2 separate regions of the Mus musculus genome follow, and region 2 is linked to region 1. Evidence: chromatin contacts called from ENCODE Hi-C data. All regions are on one chromosome and are shown on one strand. Each heading gives the region's core, a stretch centred on a gene start or an enhancer-like site at or near the end of the contact. The rest is flanking DNA. Distances are from core to core; before and after follow the strand shown.

The links. Hi-C counts contacts between places; a loop is a spot of excess contacts on that map.
Region 2: a loop to region 1 is called in a map of T-helper 2 cell, with 6 times the contacts of the local background. The contact joins the promoter of Sf3b1 here to the promoter of Stk17b in region 1. A Hi-C loop is called at or near these places in 2 of 37 maps with a recorded cell type or tissue (T-helper 2 cell and v-Abl transformed pro-B cells).

What each region holds. Positions count from the first base shown.
Region 1 is chr1:53,782,554-53,787,727 of GRCm38, reverse strand. It overlaps Stk17b (serine/threonine kinase 17b (apoptosis-inducing)), which reads left to right and starts at 2,513. Exons shown (of 8, transcript NM_133810.3): 1 at 2,513-2,654.
Region 2 is chr1:55,024,936-55,030,109 of GRCm38, reverse strand. It overlaps Sf3b1 (splicing factor 3b, subunit 1), which reads left to right and starts at 2,632. Exons shown (of 25, transcript NM_031179.2): 1 at 2,632-2,771. The coding sequence starts at 2,744.

The DNA of each region.
Region 1 (5,174 bases), core at 1,264-3,763:
TCTTACTTACATTAACTGATGTGGGAAGGCCAGGCCACTGTGGGCAGCACTATCCCCTAGGCAGGGGTTTCTAAACTGCTTCAGAGCTGAGAGCAGAGCATAAGCAAACAATTGGGCATGTATGAACTAGTCTCTTTCTGTTCTTGGAGTGGATGTGATATAACTAGCTGTCTGAAGTTCCTGCCTTGACTTCCTCATAATGATGAACTGTATATCTGGTATTGTAAGTGAAATAAACCTCTTTGTTCCCTAAGTTGCTTAGGGCAGATGTTAGGACAAAAATGAGTCTGGAACAGGAGCATTAAAGTAGCACATAGGTCAATGTCTGTCACGTACCAGTGAATTCCAGGTGAGCACGCTGGAAGCAACAATGAGTTTGATTGCTGGAGAAGGCAACCTGCTTACAAAATTAAATAAAATGCAAGACGACTGCTTAAAAGCTGGTGACAATGGGGATGGGGGTGGAGCTGATGACAAGAAGAGGGTGGTGGTGGTGGTGGCAGAGAAACTCATTGGTCAAGAGCACTTGCTGCTTTTGTAGAGGAGCAGAGCTCAGTTTCTAGTACCCACATCAGGTAGCTGATGACATTTAACTCCAGCTCCGGGTGGGTGTTGGGGGCAACACCTTTAACCTCCTCTGGCACACTCACCCATACACAAACACTCCTCACATAATGAAACGTCGTTTTTGTTTGTTTGTTTGTTTGTTTGTTTGTCTGTCTTGTTTTTAATAAGCTGGCAATGGGCTGGGGAGCTGTCTCAGTTGGTAAAAATGATGACCATATCACCACAAGGACCACAGTACAGATTCCCATGTCAAAAGCTGTACACATGGTACCTGATCCTGTCACCTGTAAGTCCAGTGGATACAGGTAGATGGACCCATGGAAATCACTGGTCAGCAGGCCAAGCTGAACTGCTGAACTACAGGTTCAGGGAGAGACTGTTTCAAAAACTAAAGGGAGAGGTATTGAGACTGACACCTGACATTAATGTTTCTGGCCTCCACGTGCACATACACAGATACACACAACCCCACATAAACACACACAACACGGCCTCTACATTCAAAAGCCGGAGATCAAGGAATTGTTTAAGTTTAAAACAGTTACAAACATCTAAACACCAAAAACGATCACAAGGAACTCCAAGAGGGCACTGGCTAAGCCTTGGTACTGACACTTTTGGATGCAGCTGCTGTTTCCTGGAAGAAAGTATGGGAACAATCTCATTGGTTTGTGGACACCTTAACATTTATGCTTCCCTGGCTAAAAAGATGCAACATTATCCATTTGACAACACTTAAAGAATCAATACATTATACTGAGGCCTGTCTAAATAACAACACAGACCTCATGAAATGGTTTTGATAACTTTAAATGCATGTGTCCTGGGACATACACTGCTTGGAAGGGCAAGCAGATGGCTTGAAGAAATCTTGGTTAAATGTGACAGGGGAAGAACATAAAATGGTTGCTAAGATGTTCTAAAAGCAAGAGAGTTCCACTCACAGAATTTTTCCCAATAGTTTTTTATACCTACTAAAAAAGTACCCTTCAGCAGTTCTAGATTCTATGTGTAGATGCTACATATAAACGTATAAGTAACCTAGGATCTTATATGTATGTAAACCTACTGTATCTAGCACGAAACTTTCAGTTTTTAAACAGTCTTCAATAGTTAACAGATCTGGGGGCCTGGGGGTGGAACTTAGAAGTGGAACCCTTGCTAAGCATGTGAAAGGCCCTGTGTTCTAACACTGCTAAGAAAGAAAGAGAGAGAGAGAGAGAGAGAGAGAGAGAGGGAGGGAGGGAGGGAGGGAGGGAGGGAGGGAGGAAGAAAGAAAGAAAGAAAGAAAGAAAGAAAGAAAGAAAGAAAGAAAGAAAGAAAGAAAGAAAGAAAGAAAGAAAGAAAGAAAGAAAGTAGCAATGGGCATTGAGCAGGTACAAGTTTTCCTCATTTCCCCTACCACAGTAAACCAGCAATTAGTTCATCTTCAGATTCTCCTACAGTGTCTTGAGCTAGTTAGTGTCTTAAGACATCCAGCTGTAGAGACTAGGATCCTGGAGTCCTATTTATGGCTTCAAGAACCCATAGCAAGCTGGAATCTCTATTTGTAGGGTAGGTTCAGGAGGTAAGGAAGAGGACAAGGAAGATTTGAAACACAGAACTTTAATCATCACAAGTCAAAGAGCCCGGACATCGGCTTCTTTCATCTCTTGTGTCCCGATACTTACACATCCCGGAACTACTCTGAAGGTGGAAAAAGTGGGAAAAGAGGCGCGGACCCCCCCCCCCCCCCAACCCGGCCTGCACACTGTCCAGTTCTAGGCTACATCCAGCAACCAAGTCTTCAGGCGCTCGGCGCTCCGCCCACTCCCCGCCCCCCTCCTGAGGCCCGGCCTCACAGCACGCGCTGCCGGCCGCCGCCCCGCCCCGCCCCCACGTGACAACCCCACCCTCCGTAATCGCTCCGATTGGCTCTTGGGCAGCAGAGGGCGGAGTCTGTGTCGAAGTACAGTGTCCCAGACGCGGCTGCACTTTTCAAACCTCAACTGTAAGAAGCGTCGGTCAGCGTCTGTGCGGTCGCCGCCGGGAGTCGCCTCACAGGGGCCTGGCTGACGGCGACCAGCCGTTGTGGGGAAGAGTGCGAGGTGAGCCCGTGTAGCCGTGGCCCGGTCGGAGGGAGGGCAGAACCCGCGACGGCGCGGAGCTGCGGCGGAGCGGTCGGTGTGGGGGCGCGGGGACCCTGCGGCGAGCCCGAAGGCCAGAGCCGGCGTCCCTGAGCGCGGCCATGCCCGATAGCCTCCGCGGCGTCTCGACGTGGTCCTCCGGGTGGCTCCGGGGCTCGCGTGCTGTGGGCGCGGGACGCCTTCACGTCGGGGCGGGTGGACGCGTCCGGCCAGCAGCCTGGGAGAAACTTTGCGGTCATCGCGTGGGCCGCTGTCAGTCCCGGCGTGGGGAGCCACAGCTGTTTCCGTGACTTTTTGGCTTTAAAGCAGTGGGAATTCTTCTGTACTTGTGACCCATCCTCAGACTAGACAGCCACATCATGGCCACGGTCTGGATCTTTATCCCGACTCGGCCTTACCGTGGGAAAAGCGCTTAATTTGGCTTCACTCTCGGGATATAGATGAGTGGAGACAAAGTTGAAAGAAACTTCACGGCCGGCCGGCTGGTGGCTAGTGGCCGTGGCTGTGCTGGGACTAGAGAAGCGCTGGCTTCAGCTTGCAAGTTGGAATTAAGAAATACTTCTGAAAGCCTAGGAATTTCAACCATAATCATTAGCTTGCAGTGTGACATTCACTGAGGGTTTGGCTGACGTCATGTTTACATACATGGTACCGATAACACCGAACCTCGCCGGCAGGTTTGATACCGTGTGGACTTTTTAAGTGTTCAAGACTGGGAGAGAGGCTGTGCCTTGAGCAGCAAGGTCTGCAGAGGTAACGAGGCAAGTGGAGGCATATGTAACATGGAATTTAGAACTCCAGGAGCACAGTTTTATTATGGAGAGATATAAACTCCTTTCTCATTGGTACAGTCTTCACAGTGAGATGCCCAGAAATGGTTTTCAACAACTTCATAAAAATTGAATCACAGTGCCTTAAAATTGTGTATATTAAAAAACACTAGTCCATGGAAATCGTGACCAAATTTTAGACCTGTCTTTTCACCTAATCTTTTTGATATTAATTTAATTTTTTGGTAGTTTTAATATTTCAAGTAATTGGTTTTTTTGAGATACACATACATTTTAGATAATTTTCTGGAATGAAGGTTTACTATTAAAGTAAATTTACTTACATGACAGTATGCTTAAGTTAGAGAAGTAATATTTCTGTGATTTCAAAATTTTTTGTATGTGGATAGATTGGTAATAGTTTTTCTTGGATTTTTTTTTTTTTTTTTTTTTAAAGTAAGAATTTAGTTTCAGGAGATGGCTCTGCTGGGAAAGGTTCTTGACACCAACTCAAATGTCCTTATCCCCAGGGCCTACATGGTAGAAAGAGAAAACCTACACTTACAGCTTGTCCTCTGACCTCTAAACTTGCATGTAATAAAATATTAAGAAAAAAATTACATTTTGGTTAAGGTAGAAGTGGCATTTTAGTAGAAACTTCATAAATCAACAGTCTACCATTTATATCTAAATTAATGTCTATAGACAATGTAGGCATTTAATGGCAGACACTTCTAATTTCATTTTTCAGTGTGTATTGACAGTGAACAGTTTGTCATTGGGGTTAAGTGAACGTATAACCATGTTTTCATTGGTTTGTTTTGTAGCTGCTTGACAATTATAAGGAAGAATTTCTGTGTCAAAATCTCCCAGTTTTTTAGAGACTCAGTTTAAAACTAAATTTTCTCAAGATATGATATATTATAATGCTTATTTCCTGTGTCTAAAATTCTTACCTCCTGCATCTTGACATTTACTCTACACTTGAGTCTTGCTTGCCAGTTTTAAAGGCTTTTTGTCTTTTGAGACAGGGTCTCACTTTATAGACTTAGCTGGCTTTGAACTCAAGAGATCTGCCTGGCTCTGCCTTCCAAGTTCTGAAATTAAAGGCCCGCACTATCAGCTCAATTTTGATTATTTGTCTACTTATATGGCACTGTTGGGGACTGAACCTATGCCTTGTGCATGCAAGTTGGTACTCTGCCAAAAGAGCTATATATGCAACTACACATAGTTTATATTATCTATACCAGACTATTTTGAAAAGGATGTGTTTTTGAACTGAGTTCAAGACAGAGAAATATTCTTTTTAATTATCTTGTGCATGTAAATGAACCCCTTTTTTGAATTTATATTTATACATGATATATTTTGATTGATCACTTTGCTTTTTCCAACTAGTGCAAAAGAGGATGTACTTTAAGCATTGAGAAATTTTAATTGTAAAATGGTAGTTGTTTTTTTAACCCTTTAAGAATTAGATTCCAGTTTACATTGTAACAGTTACTGAACAAACATTATTTCAGAGGTGTTATTAGTAAAGGGTACGGTAATTTATTTTACAACAGAAATCCAATTTTCCATCTGATGAGTGATGAGCCCGCCATTATTTCCGGTTTTCAACATCTTCTCACCCTACTTCACAATTACAGGATCTATTTCTTTTTCTGAAGGTGGGTGGGGATGGCATCAGGCCTTACTGTCTTGGCCC
Region 2 (5,174 bases), core at 1,383-3,882, 1.2 Mb before region 1:
ACGACCCAAGCAGCTAAAGGCATCTTAGCAGATCTAATTCAAGACGGAGAAACAGCTGGCCTGGGGTAGCACATGCCTTTAATCCTAGCACTCAGGAGCCAGAGGCAAGCAGATTTCTGAGTCTGAGGCTAGCCTGGTCTACAGAGGGAGTTCCAGGACAGCCAGAGACACACAGTCAGACGATGTCAAGTAAACAAACAAAAACAGAGCCAAATTTTGCTCCACACCTTATTTAAAAGCACAGAAGCAGTGTCTAGGGGGCTTATGGTGTTCCCTTTCTGTTCATCCGCCCTTGTATCACAGCTGCAAGAAATCTCAGATGTGATAGACTGCAGATCTCGACCCTGTGATTCTTTTTAAAATTTTATGTGTATGAGTATTTTGCCTGCATGTATATATGTGCACCATATGTGTGCCCCGTGCCCACAGGAGCCAGAAGAGGAAATCAGAGCCCCTAGGAGTTGCCCCATAGCTGGTTGTTAGTAACCATGCGGGTGTTTGGAAGTGAACCTGCATCCTCTTGCAAGAGCAGTCAGTGCTCTTAACTGCTGAGACATCTCTAAAACCTCCAAGTTGTTTTGTTTTGTTCTGAGACAGGGTGTCTCTGTGTAGCCCTGGCTGGCTGTCCTGGAACTCACTCTGTAGACCAGGTTGGCCTCAAACTTAGAGATCTGTCTCCCTCTGCTTTCAGAGTGCTGTGATTAAGGGGGTGTGCCACTAACCTACCTGCAGAAATTCTTTTGTTGATGGAGAAACAGACTTCCCGGGAGGAGCTATCAGGCAACACCAGAGACTACACAGCGAGACCCTGTCTCAAAACAAAACAACTACATTGCTTTAAGAAGTAAACCTGCTCTGCTCTTTTTTTTTTCCTGCTCTGCTCTTACTAGTCTCTTGACTCTGCTATCACAGTGTGAGAATGGTCTTTCCCAAAGTGTGTCTGTGGGTGTGCGGGCAGGTTGGTGGGAACAAGAAGCTGAGAGGTCATCTTCAGCCGCAGACATACGGCAGAGAGAGCAAACTGAAAGTAGACTGAGGCGAGGAACTCTAATCTTGTCTCCAGCGATGTACTTCCTCTTTCTGCAAGGCTGCACAACCTCCCCAAATAAGGAGCCTAAGGGAGCCGTCTCGGACTCATTTTAATACTCTCCTTCCTGTCCTGAACCATATTAGTATTCTTTCAGGAACAAACATACAGACAAGTAGGCTGTGGTGAGAAAAATCTTTTTTGTTTTGTTTTTGTTTTTTGAGACAGGGTTTCTCTGTGTAGCCCTGTGGAACTCACTTTGTAGAACAGGCTGGCCTTGAACTCAGAAATCCGCCTGCCTCTGCCTCCTGAGTGCTGGGATTAAAGGCGTGCGCCACCACGCCCAGCATGAAAAAATCTTATTTTTATAAAAGAGGATTCACAAGACAATTCTGGGTGATCTTTTAGTGATGTTTATCATTACTCTGGAACTCCAGGAAGTATTTAGCTTCTACAATTACCACAAATGCAGCAAATGCTCCTTTGAATCTGTTATAGAAATGATAAGCCTTCCCAGTGAGAAAGCATCCTGCACATTTGGAGGATAATAAAGGAAAAAGGTCTGGCACAGCTGGCTCTGGCTAATGCTCGGTAGGGCCAGCCTTGAATACATTTTGATAACTTAGAGACACCTTAGGCTTATTTTCTCCAAATATGAGGTTATCCTCAAATTTGTAATTTAGGTCCCAACCCTGGGTTACATTTAGTACAACTTAAACAGAGACAGAAGGCTGAAAATCTGGTCAATAGGTCACTCCTATTTGCCTGGTCATTTAGGCATCAGTTATTGCCAGAATTATTTTAAGTGCACCAGTGTTGTACTTTTTCAAATAGTTGTTACCTGGGGTCATCTTACCCATTTGGCAGAATTATGTTTCTCTCAAGAAAAGAACTGGGCTTTATTGTAGATCAGGACTTAACATTGCTTGTGACCCTATACTATTCCCTTGAGCTGCCTGTTAAGAGAAGTATTCTACCGTATCTAATGGCTGGTCAATACTGGTGAACCAACATTAACATCTTAGGCATCATAAACTTTATTTCTAACAGGCCTGGCTAGCATACTGTTTATTTTTTGGGTGTCTTGGAGGCAGTGTTCCTTTGGCTAAATTCTATTTTGTGTAATTTAATCTCTCTCTCTCTCTACTTTTTATTTTTGTTTTTTTCGAGACAGGGTTTCTCTGTGTAGCCTTGGCTGTTCTGGAACTCACTCTGTAGACCAGGCTGGCCTCGAACTCAGAATCTGCCTGCCGCTGCCTCCCAAGTGCTGGGATTAAAGGGGTGCGCCACCACTGCCAGGCTCCTTTGGTTTTATTAAAGACAGGCTTTGTCTGTACAGCCCTGGCTTCGGGAACTCTCTTTGTAGACCAGGCTGGCCTCGAACTGCCTCTTCTCTTCCGAGTGCTTGAATTAACGGCACGTTACCCACCACTGGCCGGACAGGCTACAGCCCTCTTGGGAAGTAGCCATCCTCTTCCGCGTTTAGTCTTCCCCGCGGTTTCGCTGGCTTTTTAAGGAAGCCGCCGGGAGCCCGCCCTGGCCCCGCCCACTCCCATAATGCCCCTCGCAGTCTCATATAGGTGGCAGTTGAAGTACGTGCTACAGTGCGGCGCGCGCTCCCGGGTGCGCACGCTCAGAGAGCGGCCTCTGTTTCTGGCGGCGGCGAGCGGAAGTCCTTGGGAGCGCCAGTTCCGTCTGTGTGTTCGAGTGGACAAAATGGCGAAGATCGCCAAGACTCACGAAGGTAAGCGGCCTTTCCCTTCCCACGCGCGACCTCGGCAGCCAGCCAGCCGCGGCCCTCTCTCCTGGCTTTCTGCGTCTTCGCGTGGCATCTCTGGTCTCGACCGAGGCCGCGCGGCGAGGCCTGCTCGGCTCGTCGGCGCAGGCCGCTGCCCGCGTAATGGCGTCCTCTCGCACTCCGGGACCGGCGCTTTGTTCCGCGCTGGCTGTTGGTGCTTCCGAGTTCTCTTGTTCTGACCGGAGAGCCTCGCTCGAGCGGCTTGCCCCGGGGGACTCCCGGGGAGGGAGCGGGGAGGCGGACGTGGGAGGCCGACTTTCTCGCCCCCCGGGCGCTATCGTCGGCAGTTCGTACCTGGAAAGCCCTGAATGACGGCAGCCGCTTTCGGGCCGCTCCTAACGGAGGCCGCTTCAGCGCAGGCCTGCCAATCCCAGCCTTCGCGATACAGGCATCTCCAAGGCGGCTGGATCGTGTTGTGGTGCTTGCACTAAATGATTCCGGCAGAAAATCTGGTAGTTTACTCCTTTAATCACTTGTGTCCTGGTGTTCTATCTTTTTCCCTTTGAGAGCTAGGTGTTGGAGAATCAGGAGGAAGAGAGAAGGAAAGGCAGATTTGACCAGTTGCCAAAGTTTTCTGGGTAGTCGCTTATTTTATGCTGCACAAGAGTAAACAGAGCTAGAAACATGTTGAGAAGCAACCAGATTCCATAAGGAAAGTAACCAGAGAAGACGGGAAGGAATTTGAGTCTGAGAGACAGAATCCCTGTTTCTTGGCTCCCGGTTAAGAAGCCAAAATTTACGCTGACACTAAGTCACTAAACCCGTCCTTTCTAAGTGTGTGTCTCGGTGTTAGAGAGAGGTAACAAGCTAAGGATGTCAGAAATTTGACAGTTTGATGTGGAAGCAGATGTGTGAATATTCTCTTAGAAAATCAAAGGAATGTGTACAGAGAAGTAAAGCCAGTACTTTCTGAGAAGCTGGGTAACGGAGCCATTAATTTATGCTTAGTTATTTTTGGGAGGTGGTGACGCGGCGCTGATAAAAAAGGATCAATCAGTTTTAAATTAGGGGAGGATGTCTGAGCCGGAGGGAACATCTTGTACCATGCAGTGAGTGTCGCTGTGGTAGGATAGAGGAGGGTGTAAGGAGGGAATTCCGATGCGAATCTAAAGAGATGGTTTAGGACCAATAGCTGGGACATTTGAGGAACTGAAAATACTAACACTTTTGAAAGCCAGAAATGTCCCTGCATTAACTAGTCTTTTGTCTTTAAACATGAAAGTACAACACATGTTTTTGTTTTCTTTTTTGAGATAGTCTTACTATGTAATTCCGGTTGCCCTGAAACTTCCTGAATAGAGGAGACTGGGTCCCACTTCAAAGAAACTCATCCTCCTGCCTCTGCTTCCCAAGTGCTGGGTAAAAGGCCTGTGCCTGGTTAGCCCAACACTTTTTTTAAAAAAAAAGATTTATGTGAATACACTCTGTCACTGTCTTCAGACACACCAGAAGAGGGCGTCAGATCCTATTACAGATGGTTGTGAGCCATCTGTAATTGAATTGAACTGAGGACCTCTGGAAGAGCAGTCCAGCCCCTAGCCCAACACTTTTTAAAGCCAGAAATGTTTTTGGCCTCATTATTTATCTTTAGACTACTTCAGATATTGTTTGTAAAATAATTAGGAAATTGAATCGTGTCGCTGTTTTGTTCAGTCAGTGGTAGGTTATTTATTTTAATTGTTTTCCATTGTGGGGAACCAGTGAAATTATTGGACTTCCAGAGCATGGGGGAGGGGAAGTGCTTACTGAAGGAAAGCATGGTTTACTCCTTACTGGCTTCCTTATAGCTGCATAGGTAGAGTCCCATACCCTAATAGGTTATTGATTTATGGAGATTTATGGATATTTTGTAGCTTTGATTGTTGGCTTATTGATATCTTCAATGTAGCATACTCCCAGTTGGATAAATGCAAAGTTTATTTTATGTGCATTAATATTTTTGCCTGCATGTAACGTCTGTCTGAAGGTGTCAGATTCCCTGGAATTGGATTAAAGGACAGTTGTAAGATGCCACATGGGTGCTGGGAACTGAACCTAGGTCTTCTGGAAGAGCAGCCACTGCTCTCAGCTGCAGAGCCATCTTTCTGGCCCTGGTAAATGTAAAGTTTAGGGTCCTTTCCTCTTTCCTTTCCCCTTCCCTTCCCTTCCCTTCCCCCTCCCTCCTCCTTTCCTTTCCTTTTTCATTGTAGAAGCCCAGCTAAACTTGTTTTCAAAAATTGCAATTGCTTTTTTTTTTTTTTTTTTTTTGGTTTTCGAGACAGGGTTTCTCTGTGTAGCCCTGGCTGTCCTGGAACTCACTTTGTAGACCAGGCTGGCCTCGAGCTCAGAAAATCCGCCTGCCTCTGCCTT